Linked DNA regions of Homo sapiens: region 1 is linked to region 2. A link is a contact called in ENCODE Hi-C or POLR2A ChIA-PET data. All regions are on one chromosome and are shown on one strand. Each heading gives the region's core, a stretch centred on a gene start or an enhancer-like site at or near the end of the contact. The rest is flanking DNA. Distances are from core to core; before and after follow the strand shown.

What was found. Hi-C counts contacts between places; a loop is a spot of excess contacts on that map. ChIA-PET counts read pairs that join two places held with the same protein, here RNA polymerase II (POLR2A). Pooled maps may share reads with other maps.
Region 1: a loop to region 2 is called in a map of K562, with 2.6 times the contacts of the local background. The contact joins two enhancer-like sites. A Hi-C loop is called at or near these places in 10 of 168 maps with a recorded cell type or tissue (A673, CD4-positive, alpha-beta T cell, CD8-positive, alpha-beta T cell and 7 more) and 10 of 50 pooled maps. POLR2A ChIA-PET finds 5 or more read pairs at or near these places in 16 of 52 experiments (CD4-positive, alpha-beta T cell, GM12878, H1 and 10 more).

The regions. Positions count from the first base shown.
Region 1 is chr12:50,596,163-50,600,640 of GRCh38, forward strand. All of the region lies in intron 1 of DIP2B (disco interacting protein 2 homolog B), which reads left to right. Among named protein-coding and RNA genes, the nearest start is that of DIP2B, 93 kb to the left of the region's middle. Within about 2 kb of position 1,414, at least 13 of the 41 ENCODE cell types and tissues checked have a DNase peak (open chromatin) inside an H3K27ac peak, as active enhancers do.
Region 2 is chr12:50,555,263-50,559,819 of GRCh38, forward strand. All of the region lies in intron 1 of DIP2B (disco interacting protein 2 homolog B), which reads left to right. Among named protein-coding and RNA genes, the nearest start is that of DIP2B, 53 kb to the left of the region's middle. Within about 2 kb of position 1,714, at least 4 of the 41 ENCODE cell types and tissues checked have a DNase peak (open chromatin) inside an H3K27ac peak, as active enhancers do.

The DNA.
Region 1 (4,478 bases), core at 164-2,663, 41 kb after region 2:
ATTTACTTGTAAGTAAACTTAGTATATCGAAAGGAGTCTTTAACAGGGATAGAATTGTTTTAGAAGTATAAAAGTAAGAATTATAAGTAGAAACAAAAAATAAAAAATTGGGAGAGGGTCTTATGACTCAGTTTTGACTGTATGAGTTTGGTTGTCTCTCTTGCATGGTGGTAAAAACAGATTAACAAAAGAACAGGTATGGATGGTTGGAGGCAGGTCGTTAATATCCATAGCCAGTCTGGGCTGTGGAATCTTAGAGCTTTTCTGCTCATCTCTTCCTAATGGCTGTATAAGTGCCAGACCAGTCTGAGCTTCACTTTTGACCTGTCTCCAGGACTGGGAACCTCTCAGAAGGTTGACCTGGTTTGGATGATCCTAAAAGAGACAGTTTTCAAGTGGAATTAAAATAGACAGAATTCATGGCCAGGTGCCGTCACTGACACTTGTAATCCCAGCACTTTGGGAGGCTGAGACAGTGGATTACTTGAGCCCAGGAGTTTGAGACCAGCCTGGGCAACATGGCGAAACCCCACCTCTACCAAAAATTCAAAACTTAGCCAGTCTCATAACCCAGTCTCTAAATAAATAAATAAACAGATGAAAAAAATAGACTGAGAATTCGGTAACTAAGGAGTTGGATAACCCAAGATATTTAGATAAATCTTATTTACGTGTTTTTAAAAATAGCTGTCACTTGTCTTGGTTAGTTATATTTCCTTAAAACTTGGTGGTTATTACTTTTTATGAAAGAATCATTAGTATTTACTTTAAATGTAGTCAGATATTTATATGAGTAAATATTTCCACTAACTTCTTTTAGAAATTTAAATTTTAAAAGAAATAATTTAGTTTTTTTGTTATGTAGGTAGGGAAACTTACCAATTTCCCCAGTCTTTTGTGAATTCTATGGCCTTTTAGGCAAAACAAGAATATATACCCAGAGACACCATTTATACCAAGGCACTCCACTACACAAACTCTTCTGCACCTTGTTTTTCACATAATTATCTTAGAGAACTTTCCATGTCAACATATGTAGATTTACTTCATTCTTTTTAAGGGCTCAATAGCACATGTTGGAATGGGGAAACTATTAATTATTTGACAACATAACTACTTAAATCATTTAAAAAATATTTTAAGAAAAGGCATTTGAAAATCTGGCATCTTATATTGAAATCTTTGGATCTTTGTCAGTATCATAGTACTTCATCTAAATAATTTTCTTAGTTTATCCATTGGGCAAATAACTGGAGTACGCAGACAGCAGCTATCTCACTTTTTTGATTATTCTAAACAGGGAAAAGGTTAAAAATAAGAGTGTTACCTTAATATAGCACCATTAGGTGGTGCTGAGCCCTTCTATGCATGGAGGAGCGTTAATACAAACGAGCATCACTTCTTTGAATCAGAGGATGGGATGCGTGTTGTCTGATGGATCTGGGGGAGTTTGAGAGGAGGAGAACACAGCACATGGGAGTCAGTGAGGGTGGCTCATGCACATTTCCTGTTCAGTCCTTGACTGAGTCACAAGTGATACAGACTGGCAAGTGTGTGATGACTGCCGACTCCTGTTTAGCCGAAACAACAGAGTGCTTTAATAGTATTTTAGAGCTGCTTTTTTTGTAATTACATTTTCAGTCTTTGTGCACATAAAGTATGCATTAAAGTGAATTCTCACAATTAAGGAGAAGGATGAAAACTGAACAGTCAAGTTCTTTTGATAGTTTTACTCATTGGCTGAGCTGTTTTCAGTCTTTCAGATTTCCTTTTCTTTATGCAAACTTAGTGAGATAAAGTGAGCACGCTTGCTGAACTGAACGGGGTCACACTTAATTCCTTCAGGTTGGGTCCAGAGCAGCCATATGACTGACTGATGTAAGTTTCAGAAATAACTCAAGTAATTTCTAAATATGAGTTTGATTTAGTTTCTTTAATGCCGTCAAGTCATTTGCACCTACCCCACTTTTGCATTACTGAGCAAAGGACTTTTTCTCTTTCCTTTAGAGGAAGGAGAGACCAGGAATCCTGATCATTTATAAAAACTGGGTTAGCCACATAATTAAGGTAATAAGGATGATACTGTCTTGGAAACATTGGATTCAACCTTCATCACAAGATGTGGCCTTCTTGAATATATATATTTAAAAAAAGTTAAGTAGTTTTAATTCTAGACTTACACCCTTAGGGAGAATCTTAACACAAGTCCTTTTGTTGGCCTGCCTTCTGTTCCTCCCTCACACTACCCTCCTTTTCCCTCCCTCAACCCCCTGATTCCATCCTCTTCCTCTTAGAGACTTCTGGAACATATTATTTTACCTGGCTTTTCCACTACTTCTCACATTGCTCTAAAATGTATCCTTTTGCAACACCAAATTCCTCGTGACTGCCACTGCGTCATCTCTCTGGTCATCTATAAATGGATGCTTTTACAAAGCAGCCTGCTCTCCTTTCTCTAATGAGAATATAAAACATCTCCTTTCCCTTTTTTATTCTTTCTTTCAGTTGCAGCTTTGATGATAATCCTTTACCAGCATCTTCCAAGATGTCTTCAGATCCCCTTCCCTCCCCTCCCCCCTCCCCCCTCCCCCTCCCCTCCCCTCCCCTCTCCCCTCCCCCTCCCCCTCCCCCTCCCCTCTCCCCTCCCCTCTCCCCCTCCCCTCTCCCCCTCCCCTCTCCCCCTCCCCTCTCCCCCTCCCCTCTCCCCCTCCCCTCTCCCCCTCCCCTCTCCCCCCTCTCCTATCCTTTCCCATTGAGTGGACACATTTTTGTCTTTCTTTTGGGTAGATTCCTAGAAGAAGTATTGGGTCAACACATATAAACATTAAAAAAAAAAAAAACTCTTGGCTGGGCACAGTGGCTCAGGCCTGTAATCCCAGCACTCTGGGAGTCTGAGGTGGGCAGATTGCTTGAGTCCAGGAGTTCAAGACCAGCCTGGGCGACATGGCAAAACTCCATCTCTACCAAAAAAATACAGAAATTAGCAGGGCATGGTGGCCTGCACCTGTAGTCCCAGCTACTCAGGAGGCTGAGGTGGGAGGATTGCCTAAGCTCTGGAGGTGAAGGTTGCAGTGAACCGAGATGGCACCACTTCACTTCAACCTGGGCCACAGAGTGAGACCCTGTCTCAAAAAAAAAAAAAAAAAATTAAAATTTAAAAACTCTTGAACAGGCTGAGCACGGTGGCTCACGCCTGTAATCCCAGCACTTTGGGAGGCCAAGGTGGGTGGATCTCCTGAGGTCAGGAGTATGAGACCAGCTTGACCAACATGGTGAAACCCTGTCTCTACTGAAAATACAAAAAATTAGGTGGGTGTGGTAGTGCATGCCTGTTATCCCAGCTACTTGAAAGGCTGAGGCAGGAGAATCATTTGAACCTGGGAGGCGGAAGTTGAGTGAGCCGAGATTGCGCCATTGCACTCCAGCCTGGGCAACAGCGCAAGACTCAGTCTCAAAAAAACAAAAAACAAAACAAAAAAACAACTCTTGAACACTGCAATTGTTTCCCCTGAAGGGATGGTCTGATTTCATTATTTCTTCATTTTAACCAGCTATTCGTATAATATAACATAGAAAGCTTGACAGGGTGTAATCATAGCCTTTGTCCAGGGAACTTGGAGTCACTGTTATTTATTAGTGTAACAGCTATTATCAACACCATTTCTATAAAAATTACCTGTTTTCTGCGATGGCAATAGGAGATTTTTGAGATTATGATCTTTTGTATTGTTTTGCTCTTTTCCTGATCATGTAATTTATGACAACAGTTCTCTAAGGACATCCGTATTTATATTCACATTCAACTGCTTCCATTTCCTGCAGCTCAACTGAGCAGGGAAAAAAAATTGAAATATTGAGAACCTTTGTTTTTAATTAGTAAGCTACCTCAAATGTCAGAGATGGTGCAACTTTATAGAATCAGAAAGAACTATTTTCATGATGGTAAGTAATTAACTTTTACTCATTCAGAGTAGGAGACAAGTAAATTCAAGAATCATGTATGTTTGAATTATATCTCTGCCCCCTCAGTCTTTATAGATAAAATCAGGACAGTTGATTTAGACATCTTTTGACATCTCAAGTGATATCCAAAACCATCCCTGGCCCCTACCAGCTAGTGTTGGATGAGGACAAAATATTTTCTGTGAATTCACTTTTTAAATTATTTAACTGTGTTGATACTAGAATAAATTGATTCCTGTTCTCCACAGAAATGTCCTTGTTGTAGCGTGCATAAATGTGGGTATCAATAATACTTTGCAAATGAGAAAGACAAATCTACCTGTTATTCATAAACTAGAGGTACTTCAGGTGTTGGGAGTGAAAATCTGTTCACTGGAGGCTGGGTAGGGTGCACCTGGCCTGGGATTACTGCCTGCAAGATCATCTTTCCCCCTGTTGGACAGCTCAGGAAAACATTCACTTATCTACTGAAAGAGGTAGATAAGTTTTTAAATCAGTGGCTTGTTTTTAGAATG
Region 2 (4,557 bases), core at 464-2,963:
CCTGTTTATAACGTTTTGCCACCATTTCCAGAGGGAATTGGTTCTCCCCTTCCTATGTATTTTCATAGTGTAAGTCTCTTCACCACCTTCCCATCCCTACCCTGTGTTTGCCACTTAGGATTCAGCTTTCTTGGCTCTGCTGAGACATGTATTGCTTATCTACCTGCTTTCCAAATTTCAAATTTTGTCGCTGCTATCACTTTGGTTCTTTTTTGTCCTTATGGTTAATGCTTATGTTTTCCTCCCTACTCATTCAGTGAGGTATGAGAAAGAACAGAGGCTGTGCACTCATTCTGCTATCTCTGACTGGAAGTTGCCCGAGCTGCCCTTTATCTCCTCTCTTCTCACTTTTTATCTGCCTTTTATCTATTTGTCGCCTCTGACTTCTGACTTTTACCCTCATCTTGTTCCAAGCCCAGTCATCTTTAATACTTACTTTTTCCATCTCATTGGGCCTCTCACCTCTTGTTTCCTTTCACCCCATGCTTGTTTGGCGCCTCATGTCCTCCTCTTACTTCTAGGGGCCTCCCTGAGCAGAGTAGGGAGGCCCCTTCTTTCCTTTTGCTTCTTGTCAGTTTCCCATCTCTCCTGTGCTTCTCTGCTTCACTGATATACGAAACACACATATCAAAGGATAGCCTGGCCATGTTTGTGTAGCAGCTCAAGAAACTATTCTGAACAGCAGCAAAAACCACACACCAATCTTTAGAAATTAAATCTTTGTTGATTTAGCATGTCCTGCTTCTCTTCTTCTTGCTATCTATTGTCCCGTGTCACATCTCTGACTCTTCATTGTTTTTTTTCCCCCCAAGATGGAGTCTTTCTCTGTCACCCAAGCTGGAGTGCAGTGGCGCGACGCTCACTGTAAGCTCTGCCTCCTGGGTTCAAGCAATTCTCCTGCCTCAGCCTCCCAGCCACCTGGGATTACAGGTGCCTGCCACCACACCTGGCTAATTTTTGTATTTTTAGTAGAGACGGAGTTTTACCACATTGGCCAGGATGGTCTCGAACTCCCGACCTCGTGATCTGTCCATCTCAGCCTCCCAAAGTGCTGGGATTACAGGCATGAGCCATAGTGCTGGGATTACAGGCGTAAGCCATCGAGCCCGGCCGACTCCTCATCTTTTTACTAACTGTTCACCTATTGATACATCATATTCCTTGTAGTGTTTTGCCACTATGAAGACAGGTATTTACTTTTTAAGTAAAATAAATATTACTAATAGTAAAACAGCCGTTTTACTGGGAGTTAGAAGGGCTGTTTATTGACTTAAATGACACTATGTATTGTGAGACTTTTTTTTTTTTTGAGATGGAGTCTCGCCCTGTCGCCCAGGCTGGAGTGCAGTGGCTCACTGCAATCTCTGCCTCCCGGGTTCAAGCGATTCTCCTGCCTCAGCCTCTCCAGCAGCTGGGACTACAGGCGCATGCCACCACACCTGGCTAATTTTTTGTATTTTTTTTGAGACAGAGTTTTGCTCTTGTTGTCCATGCTGGAGTGCAGTGGTGTGATCTTGGCTCACTGCAACCTCCACCACCCAGGTTCAAGTGATTCTCCTGCCTCAGCCTCCCAGGTAGCTGGGATTACAGGCATTCGCCACCACACCCAGCAAATTTTTGTATTTTTAGTAGAGACAGGGTTTCTCCATGTTGGTCAGGCTGGTCTTGAACTCCTGACCTCAGGTGATTCACCTACATCGGCCTCCCATAGTGCTGTGATTACAGGCATGAGTCACCGCGCCCGGTGCATTTTTTTGTATTTTTAATGAAGACAGGATTTCACCATGTTGGCCAGGCTGGTCTTGAATTCCTGACCTCAAATGATCTGCCTGCCTCCGCTTCCCAAAGTGCTGGGATTACAGATTTGAGCCACCTGGTCGGTATTGTGAGACTTTCTGAATCACTGAGCCTTGATTCTTTATCTATAAAATGGAGATAATAAGCTCTTCCTACTTTATAGGACTTGAAGAAGCAAATGGGAGAGGGTGAGTGAAAGTGGGAAGCTCTGAAATGATTTTTAATTTGTGTGCCCCACACACCTTGCCTTCCATAGATGGTCCAGGCTGTGGTCTGGTTGCTGCTTTCCTGTGTGTGGTGCATGGACACAGGCAGGAGTGAGTAGATTCCCAGAGGACCTACTATGGCTTGGATGATCTCTCCACTTTGGGGCGGGCACCATCCCCTCCATGTCTTCTTAGATTGTTAGATATAAAGCATCGGCTGTACATTCTTACTTTACACACTAATGTTCTCACAACAGTGGCAGGGCCTTCCTAGGCAGAGGACATCTACAAAGAGTGGATGATGGTGGCTGCCACCTGCTGAACTGTGGCTAATGGGCTGCTGGGTGGGGGGATATTGCCTGAGGGATCTGCTGGAGCCCATGGCAGGCAAAAGCCAGCAAAAATTTGTTACTGTTATTGTGACTACATCTGTATGCATGAACCACTTAGCTCTAGAGGAATTTTGGTTACATAAGCTTAGTGGTGGCTTAGTAAATGGATTCTGCAGTTCTTGTTGTTTCTCCCAGATTGAACTTGCCTTTCTGCCATATGATTGGCACTACTGATTGTTGAATCATTTCTTCCAGAACAAGGAAAAATGCCAGGCGTGGTGGCTCCCACCCATAATCTCAGCACTTTGGGAGGCTGAGGTGAGAGGATCGCTTGAGCCCAGGAGTTTGAGATTAGCCTATGTAACAGAGAGACCCCATCTCTATAAAAAACAAAAAATAAGGAAAATACATACATAAATGTTAGTGTTATAGATGGTAAAAAGTGAACAAATGTCAACACAATGCAATATAAATTATCACGTTTCAGCTGAGCGCGGTAGCGTCCTAAGCCTGTAATTCCAGCACTTTGGGAGGCCAAGGTGGGAGGATCGCTTGAACCCAGGAATTCGAGACCAGCAACATAGTGAGACCCCGTTTCTACAAAAAATATTCACAAATTTCAAGATTTATGGAGTTTTATTATATGATCTAGTTCAGAAACTTTTTAGATATGACATTGTTTTGATCAGTCTCCTGTACCCTTAGGGGTAGCACAAGTAATAGGAAAAACAAAATAGGTCTAGATGCAGCAGTGCTGGTTGAAGATGTCTGGGTGATTTAAGTTTCTGTGTTCCTGCCAGGGGTAATAATTGAGAATCATATATAAGGGAACCTTAGGAACCCTCTATTCTAACACTGTTTACAGATGTGGAAATGGAGGTACTGAGAGGTGACTTGGTTTTCTTGAGGCCACACTGTTTGCAGCACTGTATTTCTGAACTTGTATTCTAACATCTCAAGTAGCAAAAAGTGGAAATGAAAAACAATTGAGGGAGCTATCAGTCAGAGATGGTAGAATGAATATCTCTAATAGCCCCTGTTTTTTCCTCATACCTCATTAAATGACAGTAAGAAAAAGCATTAACTCAGAAGAACAAAACAGAACTGCAGAAGAGAGAACAGCAACACAATTTTGGAAACTGGCAAGTGGGTAGATGAACGATTACTGACTTAGTGGCAATGGGGGAGCAAGGCCGTTTACACTTTGAAAACCCAGAAGGCTCAGGAGTGGGTGCACCAGTTCCCTCTGGAAATGGGGGCAAAAGTGGGTTGCAAAGAGAAGGATTCACTGAAAGTTTAAGAAAAGACTCCAGAGCCTCCCTCTTCTTCTATGAAGCCAAGAGAATGTCCTTTCCTTACCCTAGCAGAAGACTGGAGATTTATTTTCTGCAAGGGGAAAATAGAGAGTCTCTAGAATAGGGAACACCAGGTGCAGGTGAGGGCAAGGAGAGCATACTGTCAAGCTCTTCCAATTTGTATATAATTCTTTCCATACCCAGTAGCATGTACCAAGGTGGATTCAGTTCTAAACTCAGAACATGGGTGATTAGGTGATCACCCCAGTACTTCCCCAAGGGACAGACTTCTTATTAACTCCTCTCCACTGAGTACATCACTAAGGCCTTTGGGTGACATTTTATTTTTCCTTTTCTTTCTTCTCCTGTAATTTAGTAGTTAATCTTCACAGAAAAGAGGAAGATGGTGTAATTATTTGTCTTTTTTTTTTTTTTTTTTGCTGGGCTGGCATAACAAAATAATGACGTTTAAAAGATTCAAGGGTAGATATTTTCTTTGGTATTATACCAATTTTATCTCAACAGTTTGACTAACCAACAATTGGTCCTTAAAAAAAATATTATTAGGCTGGGCATAGTGTCTCATGCCTGTAATCCCAGCATTTTGGGAGGCTAATGTGGGAGGATTGCTTGAGCCTAGGAGTTTAAGACCAGCTGGGGCAACATAGCAAGATCTGGTCTCCACAAAAAATTAGCCAGGTGTGGTGGTGCATCCCTATAGTTCCAGCTACTTGGGAGGCCAAGGTGGTAGGATCACTTCAGCCCAGGAAGTTGAGGCTGTAGTGCACCACTGCACTGTAGCCTCAGTGACAGAAACCACACACACACACACACACACACACACACACACACAATTTCTAGTACCATAGGTCTTTAACACTTACAAGGTATCATAGATGTTTTGGCCTTGGGAGTGGGGATGGAATA